Regions from separate parts of the Homo sapiens genome. Here region 2 is linked to region 1. Evidence: read pairs that join two places in POLR2A ChIA-PET (ENCODE). Cell type or tissue: A673. All regions are shown on one strand. Each heading gives the region's core, and the rest is flanking DNA. Links, peaks and the distances in the headings are about the cores only.

The links. ChIA-PET counts read pairs that join two places held together with the same protein. Peaks named below come from ENCODE experiments on the same cell type or tissue, not always from the same donor. Only the 100,000 strongest peaks of a DNase experiment are listed, where the experiment ranks them.
Region 2: POLR2A ChIA-PET joins it to region 1 with 8 read pairs; 1 of 35 experiments calls an interaction of 5 or more read pairs at or near these places.

The regions. Positions count from the first base shown.
Region 1 is chr13:77,737,633-77,745,359 of GRCh38, forward strand. It overlaps SLAIN1 (SLAIN motif family member 1), which reads left to right. Exons shown (of 7, transcript NM_001242868.2): 3 at 6,651-6,800. Among named protein-coding and RNA genes, the nearest start is that of MIR3665, 43 kb to the left of the region's middle. In A673, for the core only: no CTCF peak of the experiment used is centred there; no DNase peak of the experiment used is centred there; H3K27ac peaks cover 732 bases.
Region 2 is chr13:78,370,391-78,378,117 of GRCh38, forward strand. All of the region lies in intron 3 of OBI1-AS1 (OBI1 antisense RNA 1), which reads left to right. Among named protein-coding and RNA genes, the nearest start is that of POU4F1, 230 kb to the right of the region's middle. In A673, for the core only: no CTCF peak of the experiment used is centred there; a DNase peak (open chromatin) is centred at 2,361.

The sequences.
Region 1 (7,727 bases), core at 1,487-6,486:
TTCTATTTAGAATGGTATCATATCCTGTGAGATAAGCTCCTCAACCTTCAAGGGCCACATTAAACTTAATGTCTCCTGAAGTGTTTAGATTCCCCCAGAAAGTTAATCATTGCTTTTACTTTGCTCTGAGTGTACTCCTTATGGTGCTTTTACTGCACTTACAATATGACATCATATTCCACCTTACTTGCCTGTCTTCTGTAGTAGCTGGTCTTTAGAAACTGGAGTGGGAAGGAGAGGAGAACAGTCACCATATCTTATTCATGTCAGCACCTGGGGCATCTGATATGCTATAGCCACAATAGTTAGTGCCTATTCAAATGAATAGAGAAATGAATTTTTAAAAGTGGGTGGGAGTATAGGGGCCAGGCAGACTTCTCGGAATGACTGTGGAGCAGGGAAATGCCACATGCTGTGTGTATCTGTGGAAGATATTTAGGTAACTGCTTGGAGACTGACCTTTGAAGTTTTTTAGTATCTGTTGCCAAATGTTGATTAAAGGAATGACTCTAGATGTTGTAAACGTTGGGCATCTGAATCATTCTGGAGCACTACACACACACCCACACACACACACACATATACACATACATATATACATATACATATATATACACATATATACATATACATATATATATATTTTTTTCTCAGGTACACGGCATTACTTATGAAGATTTAAATAAAAAGTTGGCCAGTTCCACAAGGCAGAACCTGGGTTAGGGAATGAGGGAGAATATAAATTTGGCTAGCTGGGAAGACAGCCATGAGCATGGATACAAAACCATGACTTATTTAGAAAATAGGCTGTGAATTTTAGTGAAACAGACCTAAAGTTTGCTGCTAATGAGTTTTTATTGGGTTTGCTAGGTATTAAGCCTAGCTATTAAGCCCAGCATGCATTAAGTATTTTTCCTAATGCTGTCCCTCCTCCTACCATGGATGGAGCTAGAAGCCATTATCCTCAGCAAACTAACGCAGAACAGAAAACCAAACACTGCATGTTCTCACTTATAAGTGGGAGCTGAACAGTGAGAAGATATGGACACAGGGAGGGCTTGTTTTCTAGAATAACTTCTGCCTGATGAGAAATGTGGCTCTCCTGTTAGAACTCACTAGAAAGAGTGAGGGTCCTGACCTCCAGGGCTTCCTCACCTAACTGAAACCAAGCCAGATGCCGTGTACAGTAGAATGTATCGAAATGCTACCAAACGGCCCAAACAGAATTGCAGCCGTTTTGTAACTCTTTCTTGGATTGCAGGAAATGGCAGCATTTCCAGAATTCGGTGGCAGCTTTGTTGCCTTCTTGCATGGTTTTCCACCGGTTAGTGTGCTTGGCATAATCCTTCCTTTTAACTGTGCGATGCAGTGCTGTAGGAACTAACTCATCTTAGTGTCACCTGTTTAACCACTTTTCCATGTTTGTTACCCCAGTCACACAGATCCTAGGCCTTAGTAATATAACATCATTTAGTTGGAAACCGGAAGATTGATATAAAATTCAGCAACTTAGTAGTTACTAGAAAGTATTAATGAAGTGCTTCTCCAGGTATATTTTTCACCGAGATTTTAGCTGGTTTGAAACATCTAATTAGACTATTATGTGTCTTCAGAGTTAACAGAATTATACTTAAGTTTAAAAAATTGGGCAAAGTAATTTATATGTCAGGATAGGAGTGGTAGAATGGTTTGAGATAAGGAAATATTAGTCAACTTGCCAAAATTTTGACCACATTTAGCATTTATTGAGTGCATACTGTGTTCCAAGTCTTATATTAGGTACTGAAATGACTGTAGTGAGAAGAATGAAAAGGATTGTTGCCAGAATATGTTATAGTGTTGCTTTATTTTTGAACTCTTTAGTTTAATGCACTACCGACCTTTTGAGTCTTCTAAGATATTAAATCAGTTTTTTCTTTTATGTGAATTAAGTAATTGCTTTCTTAAATTTGATTTTGATTATGTGTAGAGACATGTCTATTTAACAACAATTTGAATACTTTGAGTCTAAGCAAAGATGATCAAGCAATGGTAGGAATGTCATTGTTTCTGGGAACTTTTTGTTGGTCACAGAATAATTTTCAGTGTGACAAATTAAAGAAACTTAGGTTGTTCCTTAAACCCATTCTGTCGTCTGCCTTTTTATGATTTTCTTGATTTTATCACGGGAGCATTTATCGAATCTAGTTTTTTTGGTCATACTTTGCTTAATGGTATACAAAAATAACTACACAGATGTGTTATAACTTATCTTTTCAGTCAAGCAACTTTGAAAATGTACAAAAAATAAGAGACCGTTAGTCACCCTCAACTTATATTTTTGAAAAAAAATGAGGTATCAGTCTACAATTTAGTACTTTATCACATTCATTCAGTAGAAGATGATTGTCAGACAAGGGAGGTGAAGTATAAAGTTTAACCAATAAGGGTGCATCCTTAGGGTAGCTTCAGAGACACTGTAGAGGTGGGCATGAGATAAATGACAGTCTGTAAGGGTGGTAGTGAAATGAGCTGAAGTACCTTTAAGGTCTTGCATTTGATGAAAAGCCCCTGCGGTACTTTAATTGATGAGAGTAACACAGTTAAAATACATGACATTCAGAACAGGTTTGCTCAGGGCAGTGTTGGTGGCTGGAAGTTTGTTGAAGAGCAGGTTGCAGTAATCTGGTGAGAGGTGGTGAGTGGTTAAGGAAGTTGCGGTAGAACTACAGAGATTATGCAGAAAGAAGTGTCCTGGGAGGCAGTTTAGCTTAAGGCATTTGGGAAAGAAAACTGTGCCAAGTATCGTACATTGATTCAGTGTGTAGTCCTGTTTGGGGCCAGTTCGATGCTATTCTAGGGATTGGAATAAAATGAAAAAATGCATAGTCTATGCCACTTCCAAGTTTGCGAACCGCCCCCCCCCCCTTTTTTTATAAATAGAACTCTGGAGTAGGAGTATAGGGAAATTTAACTGTTGTTCAAAAATGGATCACCCATTTTTTCTCTTTTGGCAAAATTGCCTCACTCCTTTCTTTAGAGCTATTTCGGTCATCACTGAGCCTCTTGAATCATTTCACATCATTTTATATACCAAAAATCCACTGAGATAATTGGTTGAAAAAGATAAAATTGCTCTTTTTTACAAGTTCTTTTTGTTTGTTTTATTCTTTATAAAAGTGCTTCCTGTTACAATTCTTTAGCTATGTACTGAAGAACAACTAGGATGTGATAGCTTCCACTCCTGTCCTCCTCCTCCTCCACTGTAACCTTGGGCACTAGTGGAGCATTATTGTTTTGTTAGCCTGCCTTTACAATAATTTTCCTCCCCTTTCTGAAAAGCTTCAATGCTAAACAACAATGTAGAGCATTCTTTCTTGCAATAGACGCTAATTGTGTTCCTAGTTGGGATCTTGCTGTCATAGCCACAATAACTGTGTCAATTGTGCAGGGAGGCTGGGTCACAGTGGTTATTGTGCAGAGTGATGAATGCTGCTTACTTGTGATGTGCTGCCGCCCGCATCTGTGGGTGAGAACACGCAGTTACTGTAATTTGCCTGGCAAGTGATCAGACTGGTATAAAATAACATCATCTGTTAGGCAAGATAGCAGTCACAAAGAACTATTGGTCTTTTAAAATATAGAATTTTTAATGAGAAACTTTGAATAATAGAGATTGAACATGTGAGAACAGCTACCTAGTGTGTGTTGCATTATTAACCCCTAGTTTGTAGTGTATTCTGGAGTCAAGTTGACCTACATAGAAGAGAAGGAACTGGAAGTGCATGTCTGTGTTCTGGCTCCGATTGGGAAAAGCTGCTTAACCACTGTAAGTTACGGGTTGGATAAGTGACATATACGACTGGTGTCAATTGGCAACCAGGCTTCACAGTTTCATGAAATGTGTGGATTCTGAAAGTGTTGTCATTGCGAATGTGGTTTCCTTGCCTAGTTCTTCCACATACTTAAGGAAAAGATATTTTTAATGTAATTGTTAGAATGTGTTGGTACGTAATGATTCTGAAGTAAAAGGAATTTTTTTTTTTTTTTTTTTAAGTAAACTTGGTGTTTTGCAAGGATCTGAAGAATCCCAGTTTGGAGCTGATTATTTTCTTGACTGTCCACATCCCACAGTTTTTTTTTTTTCTCTCCATCCCACTGCCCATTTTAAAGCACTTTTCAGCTGTCTGATTGCTCATTAGCATTGCTCATTAAAAGTGGTCTGGGGGCATGCATTTCAAAGCAGTCCTTTTAATACTTGGTTTTTCAAGTTTTGTCAAATTCCCAGTGAATACAAACCAAGTTATTTCTTGAAGTTTAGCCTTGTTTATATTTTTTATATTATTCCTTCTGCTTAGTACATGTCTAAATGATTACTTTTCAGAAAAGTGAATTTTGCTTAGCGCATTGATTTGTATCTCATGAGAGGAGAGTAAATCATGTTTGGTGTGACTTAAGCTTTTATGATTTGGGATTTGTGTGTGTGTGTGTGTGTGACCCCAAGAACATGGAGATACAAGGGGTGGTAATTTTGGAGGGGAGAAGTACATTAATTAGACAAGTGAGGTAATGTAAGAATGAGATCATCTGCCCATGGCTGGTGTAATTCCTTTTTGTTCATTATATTAATTTAAAAAATAATATTAAAGTAATAACATGTATATTCCTACCTTGAAAAGCTAGTTATATAAATAATATGTATGTTTAATGCAGATAATTTGGAAGTTTTTTTTAAAGAAAAAATCCGAGTGATCACCAATAGTCTCTGTACCGGATAGTCATTGTTAAGCTCTGGTATAGACACCCCTCTGTTACTCTGTACACTGTTTTTCCTTTAAACCTTGTTTTGGTCTCAAGGCCATTTGGAAACACAATAGTCATTCTAAGTCCTCCCATAATCCAATACTGAATTTACATAAAATGTTTTTTATCAACATTTTCTGATATTAACTGAGTAGAAAAAATATAGAATTACATATAGTTAATATTAAGAACATTTCCCTTAATTCCTAAAGATTAGGAAGATTATAAACTTGAGTTTTTCTTTTGACACTAATCCTTTTTTATATTGCAAAACACTAAATCCTTATGTGGAAATAGAAAATTGAAAACATTTCTAACGTAGAAACTCAAAATAAATTTTCATTATTATACAGGCATGTTGGCTTTAATCAAAGTAAGATTGATTTACTTTTTAAAAATGGATGTATAAATAGGACCCTAATTCACAAATTGTTTATTTTGTATATATTTTTTATTTAGATAAGTGGAAGTCAGTTAAGATAGTCCTATGAAAAGTTGCTTTGTCTTTTTTTTTTTTTTTATTCTCTTCCCTTTCTCCTTCTGACAAGTCAACATATGCTTCCATATAGCTAACTGCTGCTATTTTCTGCTTCTGTGACAGCTAGCCGATGGCGGAGTCTCTTCTCTTCAACTGCCTCACTGGCTTTTCCTTATAGTCCTGTTGCAAGACTCAGCCCTTATAGCAATGGCATTAATACTCCCAGCTTCTCTAAAACCTCAAATAAAGCAATACTAACACCTGAAAAAACAGGTAATATTTTAACTTCTTGACTAGCTGCTTGCTTTGTAATTCAGTTACTAAACACGGCTTAAATATTCATCTTTCATTTGAAAAGCTTGAGAATAATCTTAAGAGTGGAGAGTTTGTGCTGCACACTTACTTTGGGTACAAAAGGCCTAGCACTAATTTGTACTCTAACACCATTGATCTACTGCTCTCAATTTTATGTAGCAGACAGTCTTCCCTCTTTAGCAAAAGTATATGCATGCAGTTCTGTATTTCCAAATGCTTATGTGCTTTTAAAATTAAATGTCAAACACAATTAAGGTAGTTTTTATTATTCAAGATTGTAAGTCTGTATTTTTTTTAATTTTTTTCTGGTAGCTTTTAAATTTAGCTAAGGCTGTGTAGAAGAAAATAGTCATAGTGGCTTTTTATGAGATGAGGATCTCACCATTTTCTTATTTTTCTCAGCATTGGTATGATTCCATTCCTATAGCCTTCTTCTATTTGTTCTTTGGTTCTTTTATCTGAAGCCATTGATTTTTTTATCCTCATGGGTGGCTATAAGTCTCCCGTGACTACTCTCTGGTCTATATTATGTGGGTGTTGTATATATTTCTGCATATGTATGTGTGCCTTTTAGATGTGATATTCTTACCCATTTGTAGCACTGCTGTTTGTACTCATTAAGAAATGGACCAGATTAAAATTTAATTTAAAAATATATTATCAGTTACTGTCAGACAAGTGTGTCTTATTATTAAAGTATACATGAATATATATTCTTATAATATCATGCCTTTAGATATATACATATCTAATAGGATGTAGATTTTAGCAGTAGTGAATTTTTTATTGTGATAAAAAATATAATGTGAAATCTACCCTCTTAACAATTTAAGTATATAGTACATGGTGACTTTTTAAATTGTGAAAATTCAATTTGAAAACAATGAACAAGTGGTTTTGTATATATGAATTGTGTACACATGATGTGCACGTTGACCATTAAATGGTGACATGTTGGTGATTTTTGTAACATGAAAACATGAGACAAATTGCTGACTGTTTATATATGAATTGTGAAGCATGTATAGATATCAGTCCTGCAGATGGAAGAACACACTTTTCCTTTGTGTTTCAGGTTACACTTCCAGGGGCTCCCCACTCAGTCCCCAGTCATCTATCGACAGTGAGCTGAGTACTTCAGAATTGGAGGATGATTCTATCTCCATGGGATATAAATTACAGGACCTCACTGATGTTCAGATCATGGCTCGTCTGCAAGAAGAAAGTATGTGTTCTTTCTAAACTAGCAAAATGAGGCTTCCACTTGGAATATACAGGCAGAGGGGGAGGTTCAGGCATTTCTCTCCAGGTAATGGGCAAATAATTAGATTCTTTCTCTCATACTGTCCTACTTTTTAGGTGGAGCCAGTTATATGCTTCTCACACTATCATGAGGTGGTAGGACTTAGTCTGATGAAAACACATTGATACATGGACATTGCTGGTATTGTCACTGTGGAAACAGATGGACAGTTTCCTAAAAAACTAAAGGTGCAACTTCCATGTGGCCCAGCAAACTGCACTCTTGGATATTTATCCCAGAATAGTGGAAATTCGTGTTTACACAAAAACTTGCACGTGAATGTTCTGAGCACCTTTATAGCCCAAAACTGGAATTAGCTTAGAAGGCCTTCAGTGGGTAAATGATTAAACCAATCATGTTACATCTATACCATGGAGTATAACTCATCAATAAAGAGGAACAAACTACTGATATACACAACATCTTGCTTGAAGCTCCAGGGAATCATGGTGAATAAAAAATTTGATCATAAGAGAGTGCATACTGTATAATTCCACACATATAACATTTTGAGATGACAAAATGTTAGGAACAGAGGACAGACTAGTGGTTGGTGGAGTTAGGTATAGGGCTTAGGGTCTCAAGAGGGTCTCGAAGCTGGATGTAGTTATAAAAGGGCAACACAGGATTTTTGCAGTGTTGGTACTATTCATTGGTGGATCTTTGAACCTGTAGGTAATGAAATTGCATACAGCTTAATACTCTCTCTATCTCTTTCTGACACAGACACACACACACCCCCACACACCTGCGATAATCTGAATAAAATGAGTGGATTATATCACTGCCAATACCCTGGCTGTCATATTATTATAATTTTGCACAATGTTACCACTGGGGGAAACTGGG
Region 2 (7,727 bases), core at 1,856-6,855, 630 kb after region 1:
CAGAGTGTTCCTGGTGTCCCACAAAGAGACCACAGGATATCTCAGAAAGAGCCCAGGAAGAAAGCCTGCAGCTGTTCTGAGGAAGCAAGCTAAAACTAATTGGTAACATTCCATATTCCCTGTCACCATCTTGAAATATATGAAAAGGGATACTATCACTCTGAGAAAAAGTCATTACCTAAACAGTGAACCTAAAATATATTCTCACACTGGGTGGGATGAACACATTTAAATTTTTTTTTTAATTTTAAATGTATATTTTAATTAGACGTTTTTACTAAGCACATGACAGTTAACATCCATGGGACAAAGTTTCAAATGTAGAGATAAAAAGTTTTAAAGGAAATTAAAAAGCACACAATCTTGCCATAGGTATATAGGCATTTTTTTCTTCTTATGTGTATTATTTCATAAGTAATAATTTATTTGCTCTTTTTTATATTGACATTGTAAATTAGAGATTTTCAAATTTTATTTAATTTGACATAATTTAACTATTGCCATGTTATTGAACATTTCTCTTGTCTATATAGATTTTCCTGTTTATAAATGATGCTGTTTCTAAGATCTTTTTTGTATTGCTTTCTCCTGTTATTTCATTTTATTTACCTAGAATATTGTCTTCCTAAAATAGATTACCAGAAACAGAATTACTGGGTCAAAGGTGTACCATTTTTTAAACATTTGATATACATTATCAAATTTGTCCTTCAGAAAGCTTGTGCCAGTTATATTCCCACCAATATTGACTTGTTTGAGCTTCAGTATTTTTTAATCAACTTGTGTATCATTACATATTAGGAAGAGTAACCCTCTACAGTATTTACTCTAGATATTTTTCTCTGTTTATTTTCTTTTATTACAGTATATAATGTTTCTAAAGCAGAGATTTTAAAAGGGTCAAGCCTATACATCTTTTTCTTTATATGTATATAAATATATTTTAAATTTCAATACTTTGAGGGTACAAGTGGTTTTTAGTTACATGGATGAATTATAAAGTGGTGAAGGCTTAGATTTTAGTGTACCCATCACCCAAATCATGTACATTGTACTCAATATTTAGCTTTTTATCCCTCACACCCTTCTCAACCTCCTCAATTCTGAATAGCCAGAGTCCATTATACCACTCTGTATGCCTTTGCATACCCATAGTTTAGCTCCCACTTATAAATGAGAACATATGGTATTTGGTTCTCCATTCCTGAGTTACTTCACTTAGAATAAATGCCCTCCAGCTCCATCCAAGTTGCTGCACAAGCCATTATTTCATTCTTCTTTACAGCTGAGTAGTATTCCAGGGTGTATATGTACTACATTTTCTTTATCCACTCATTGTTTGATGGGCACTTATGTTGGTTCCATATTTTTGCAGTTGTGAATTGTGCTGCAATAAGCGTATGCATGCAGGTGATTTTTTGATATAATGACTTCTTTTCCTTTGGGTAGATATCCAGTAGTGGAATTGCTGGATTGAATGGTGTATCTATTTTTAGTTCTTTGAGAAATCTCTGTGCTGTTTTCCATAGAGGTTGTGCTAATTTACATTTCCACCACCAGCGTATAAGAATTCCCTTTCATCATATCCATGCAATGTCTATTTTTTTACCTTTTTAATAATGGTCATTCTGGCTGGAGTAAGGTAGTATCTCATTGTGGTTTTAATTTGCATTTTGCTGATGACTAGTGATGTAGAGCATTTTTCCATATGCTTCTTGGCCATTTGTATATCTTTTTTTGAGAACTGTCTGTTCATGTCACTTGCCCACTTTCAATAATTTTTAATGAAATTATTTGTTTTTTTCTTGCTGATTTGTTTGAGTTCCTTGCAGATTCTAGATATTAGTCCTTTGTCAAATGTGTAGTTTGCAAATATTTTCTCCTGTTCTGTGGTTTGTCTGTTTACTCTAAAGATTATTTCTTTTGCTGTATAGAAGCTTTTTAGTTTAATTAGGTCCCATTTATTTATTTTTGTTTTTGTTGCATTTGGCTTTTGGGGTCTTAGTCATAAATTATTTGCCTAGGACAATGTCCAGGAGAGTTTCTCCTAGGTTTTCTTCTAGAATTTTTATGAGACCTATACACCATTTTTATTGTGGTTTTATTTTTCCACTATTGTTTTTTAAAAAGCTTATAATATTTTTTTTCCAGAGAAAGGGTTTAATGATCACAGTGCAGCTGAGCAAGGAGACGGGAGGAACCCCCAAATCTGTCTCTCTGAGGAGTTTTTGGGCTGGGGTTTTTAAGGGGATTACGGAGAGCCAGGGGTGGAAAATTGGGGTAATTGATTGGTCAGGGTAAGGGAGATGAAATCATCAGGATGTGGAAACTGCATTCTTTGTTGAGTTAGCTTCTCATGGGATCCTTCAGACCAGCTGGTGTCAGTTAGTTTCACCACGATGCAGGACCCAAAAGAATACCTCAGATGAAAAACTTAATGTTTCACAATGTTTATCTATAAAGCAGTTAAGAGAAGAGCTATAATCTTGTAACAGGGTTTATGTGATTCTGGGGCAATAGACAAACAACTGTAAGGAAACAGGTCAGGGAGTAAGCTGACCTAATCATTAACACTGAGTGTGCTGCAAGCTTGCTTTATTTTCACTTATCCTGATTAATTTTATAAAGTTTATAGGATTGGTTTCACAATTGCTGGATTATATGGTAAGAGTATGTTCAGTTTCATAAAAAACTGCCAAACTGTCTTCCAATGTGGTGGTACAAATTTGCATTCCCAGCAGCATTCTTGTTACTCCAAGTCCTTGCCAGCATTTGGTGTTGTTAGTACTCTGGATTTTGGCTATTCTGATCATTGTGTAATGATATCTCTTTATTATTATTATTATTATTATTATTATTATTTGAGACGGAGTCTCACTCTGTCACCCATGCTAGGGTGCAGTGGCACGATCTGGGCTCACTGCCAGCTCCGCCTCCCAGGTTCACGCCATTCTTCTGCCTCAGCCTCCCGAGTAGCTGGGACTACAGGCACCCGCCATCACGCCTGGCTAATTTTTTGTATTTTTAGTAGAGACAGCGTTTCACCGTGTTAGCCAGGATGGTCTCAATCTCCTGACCTCGTGATCCACCTGCCTTGGCCTCCCAAAGTGCTGGGATTACATCATTATTGTTTTTAGTTGCATTTTCTGATGACATGTTGAACACCTTTTCACATTCACAGACTTATCTGCAGTCTGTATATCTTCTTTGGTGAGGTGTCTCTTAAGGCCTTCGGTCCAGTTTTTAATTGGGTTGTGTGTTTTGTTATTGCTGAGTTTTAAAAGTTCTTTGCGTATTTTGGATAATGGTCCTTTATCTGATAGTTTTGCAAATATTTTCTCCCACTCTAGGGTTTGTCTTCTCGTCTTCATGTTAGTGACTTTTGCAGAGCAGAAGATTTTAATTTTACTGAAGTCTTTCTTGGATCATGTCTTTAATGCTGCATCTAAAAATTAATTGCCATATCCCAGGTCATATAAGTTCCTTCCTATGTTATCTTTCAGTAGTTTTATAATATTGCATTTCATATTTAGGTCTATGATTCATATGTAGTTAATTTCTTATAAATTTTGTTAATTTTTACTTTGCATAAAGCACATATTCCTCTACATAATATGGTGAGCCTCATCCAGTCAGTTCAAGGCCTTAAGAGCAAAGAGCAAAGTTCCCAGATGCAGCCCCTAAACCTTGGACTTTTCAGTGTCCAGAACTATAAAAAAATAAATTTACCTTTTTTTTTTTTTTTTTTGACAGTCTCCCTCTGTCGCCCAGGCTGGAGTGCAGTGGCGCGATCTCAGCTCACTGCAAGCTCCGCCTCCTGGGTTTACGCCATTCTCCTGCCTCAGCCTCCCGAGTAGCTGGGACTGCAGGCGCCTGTCACCACGACCAGCTAATTTTTTTATATTTTTAGTAGAGACGGGGTTTCACCGTTTTAGCCAGGTTGGTCTTGATCTGACCTCGTGATCCGCCCGCCTCGGCCTCGCAAAGTGCTGGGATTACAGGCGTGAGCCACCGCGCCTGGCCAAATTTACCTTCTTTAAAAATTACCCTGTCTCAGGTATTCAGTTATAGGAACAGTAAACAAACTAAGCACACAAAGAAGAGATCTTGCGAGCACGCAGAGAGAAGGCAGCCTTCTATAAGCCAGGAAGGAAGTCTTCATCGGAAACTAAATTTGGCAGCAACTTGATCTTGAATTTCTCAGCCTTGAAAATTTAGTCGTTTATTACAAAGGATACTTTAAACAATTCAACTAAACACAGATGAAGAAATATATAGGTCGAGGTCTGGAGGGGGCCCCAAGTGCAGGCAACTATGAAAGATTTTCAAACAGACTTAAGAGCTCCAAATGTCTCCAGTGTCAATAATATGGGCTATAGTAGGGACTGCTACAGCAATATCTTGCTTCTATAAGTCAGAATACACTGATCAGCAGCTGAAATTACATGCTGTGAGTTTTAGCACATAAGTCTTCTGGAAGGACAAACATTTTAAGTGATTTTAAAGAAATTAACATACTTGACTTTCCTTATTTTTTTGTATAATACAATAAACAATCTAGATTTTTAAAAATATACCCAAAATAAGATAAGAGTCTTCATAAACTGCCTGTAATAGTTTCTACTTTTAGATTGGCTAGAGTGACATATGAGTTAAAAATCATTGAACAGCATATACAACAGTGGACTCGACTGTCTCTTTCTTTCTTTCTTTGGACAAATTTTATGGAATATAATTATTTAAATTGTGTTAAAAGACCCACATGTGTTCCAATAATAGAACACTAGGCATAAATGGGCTAATAAAAGCTTATGTTTCCTGGCTAGGAGCAACTCGAGTTGCCTGTATTATGAAGTACCCATTCACTTAATCTCATCATTTTTGTTGGAACAGAAGTTAGGACAAAAAATACCTTGTTGGCTTGTCAGTGTCTCTACTTTCTCCAGATGCTATTTGGAGTGACACGTTGGCAGTTGTTCAGTGATAATTCTAAGGCGGCCAGAGCAGAAATGAAGCCAGATTGACACAGACTTCAATTGACGTTTGTGATACTAGATGCTGTGAGAGACCCTTTTCTCAGCCAAACAACAAATGTAGGACATTAATTCATGAACTGTGGTAAAAAGACTCTAAACTCCAAATTCGTTTGACAATTTCCCTTTTATATCCTGGTGAACAAAATGGAGCATGCTTGACTGAATACATGGATACTTTGGGTGAGTTGGGTTAGTAATAATTTGTATGATGAAAATGTATTCTACGTAATAATTGATATCAGTCTAGAAGGAGATTGATTTTGTTCAACATTTTTATCCATGACTCTGATGAAAGTATAGAAGGCTTACTCAACAAATTTTTAGATGGCACAATGGCTTTTGTATTTGATTACAGCTTCAAATAGAAAAAGATATCAACAAGCTACACCAATGATGTAAAATCTAGCAAGATAAAATATAATGGGAATGAATACAAGATTCTATATGGAGACTCCATAACACATCAACTATAGATGCAGGATTTAGGAAACAGTGTGGCAGCTTCAGATGGCAACAGTGGCTTGGCAGTCACCCCCTCTGTCCTATTTAAGTGTCCCACCTCAATTTGAGATAACAACATTGCATGACTCCTTTGGAATTTTATGAAATTCAGTCCCTTTTAATAGGAGTCAAATATCAGAAACAAACGAGATGACAATTTCACTTTAGCCTTTTAAGATATTTGACTTTTAAGACTTTGACTAAGGCTTCCCATCCCAAAAGACTCCTTTAAGAGAAGTTACACAAACTGGAACTTGTTAGAGAGTAAACAGGAAATGAGTGGGCTTAAAGTCAACCATGGAGAAACAGCTGAGGATTTCATACTTTGCCTTCACCAACTGGGGAAGTTCCTCAATTGTTTTTGTTTTTCAAGGCCTTGAAATCTTCGAAGAATATTGGCCAGATATTTTTGTAGAATGGCCCTCAGTTGGGCCTTGTCTGAAGTTTTCTCATGATTAAATACAGGCTTGTGTATTTTTAGCAAGTATTATACAGCCATAGCATAGTACCCTCCTAGGTGCATCATATCAGAAGGCACATGATATCAACATGCTTTCTTAATGATGAGGTTAACTCCAATCATTTGTTAAAGGTAATGTCTTCCAGGCTTGTTCACTGCAAAGTTACTACTTTTCCCTTTGCAATTAATAGATATCTTGTGTGGTGATACTTTGAGTTATGTAAATATATCGTTTCTGATCATAATTTCACACACTAATTTTAGCATCTATTGGTGCTTTCTGTTTGCAACAATTACTGTGATGTATCTGTCAAGTCAAATGGTGATTTCCCATTTGCATTATTTCTTTCACACTTATTAATTAAAATCCTACCATAGGGAAGGGCTGCCCCTTCTCTACTGAATTGTTGGTTCGACAATTTTTTCAACTGATTTTTGTATCTATATCAGTATAAGTATAAATAAGTATAGTAATATTTGCTTTATTCTTTGAGTTATAATTCACTTTTCTCTAGATTTGACCATGAAAATTACTTCAGATTGGCTCCTGTGTCCCTTCAAAGTCCTTTTGACATATGTTTATCATTTTTTAAGCACTTGCTTAATTTCTGGCACTACACGATGCTCCTGGCTTATCTTGTTTTGTTTTTCTTTTCCTTGTCCTAGTCCTGGAAAGTCATGACGCATTTTATGATATCAGCAATTTCTCCAAGAAATCCTTGTTTCCCTTATTGGAAAATGTCATTTAGAAACGAAGATCTGGGTGTTAGGTGTGTTTGTTCCTTCTGAGGTGTCATTTCTTCTAGGCCCCCTTAGCATAAAGAACCGGGAAATATAAGTATGTATCCACACACATGCACACACACACACATGCACACACATCAATTTCTATATCTGTCTACCCGTACATATTTTAGAAACCATGAGTTCATATCGATACGTCTCATTCCAGTCCAACACCAGAGGGCTGATTCCAACCTTGTCTCTTCCCTTATTTGTAACTCTTTATCTGACAACGAAAAACCCAGACCTCATTAGCCACAATATATTTACACATTTATTTAATTCCAGATTACATATAAAGTAGTCTCAGAGTCACTAACTCATACTTCTGTGAAAAACAAATTTAAAAACTATTGTCCAATATTTGAGTACAGTTCTTTTTGTCTTTTACCTTTATGCATATTGTCAAAAGATTGTTTTCCAAATTGACTTGGATCTATTTTTTTATTCCCTACCCACTTCAATGTGGCTTTGCTATACATTTGTAATGCCGTTAGATTAATTTGTTACTGTTTACATTACACTTTTGGTTCCTCCCTCTTCTAGTTAATTTTAATTATTTATTTTTATGCACGTGAAACATTAACAAGCTTCTAAAACTCAGAATTATACCAAAACCGCATGTACTCAGAAAAGTGTCATTCTCCTCTTATCCTTTCTATTCTATTCTCATTCCTCCATTCTTTCCTCCATACTTCCTGTAAGTAACCAGTCTCATTACTTCTCATTTATCTTTACTGTGTTGTTTTCCACATATAAGCTGATACACGTTTATTTTCTTATTTTCCTTTCATGCTTACATAAAAAATTAGCCTACTACAGATGCTCTTTGCACTTCTCATTTTTTACTTATCAATACATCCTGGAAAGCATTCCACATCAGTCATAGAGCTCTTCTTCATTCTTTTTTACAGATGCCTCGTATTCCCTTGTACAAACGTATCACA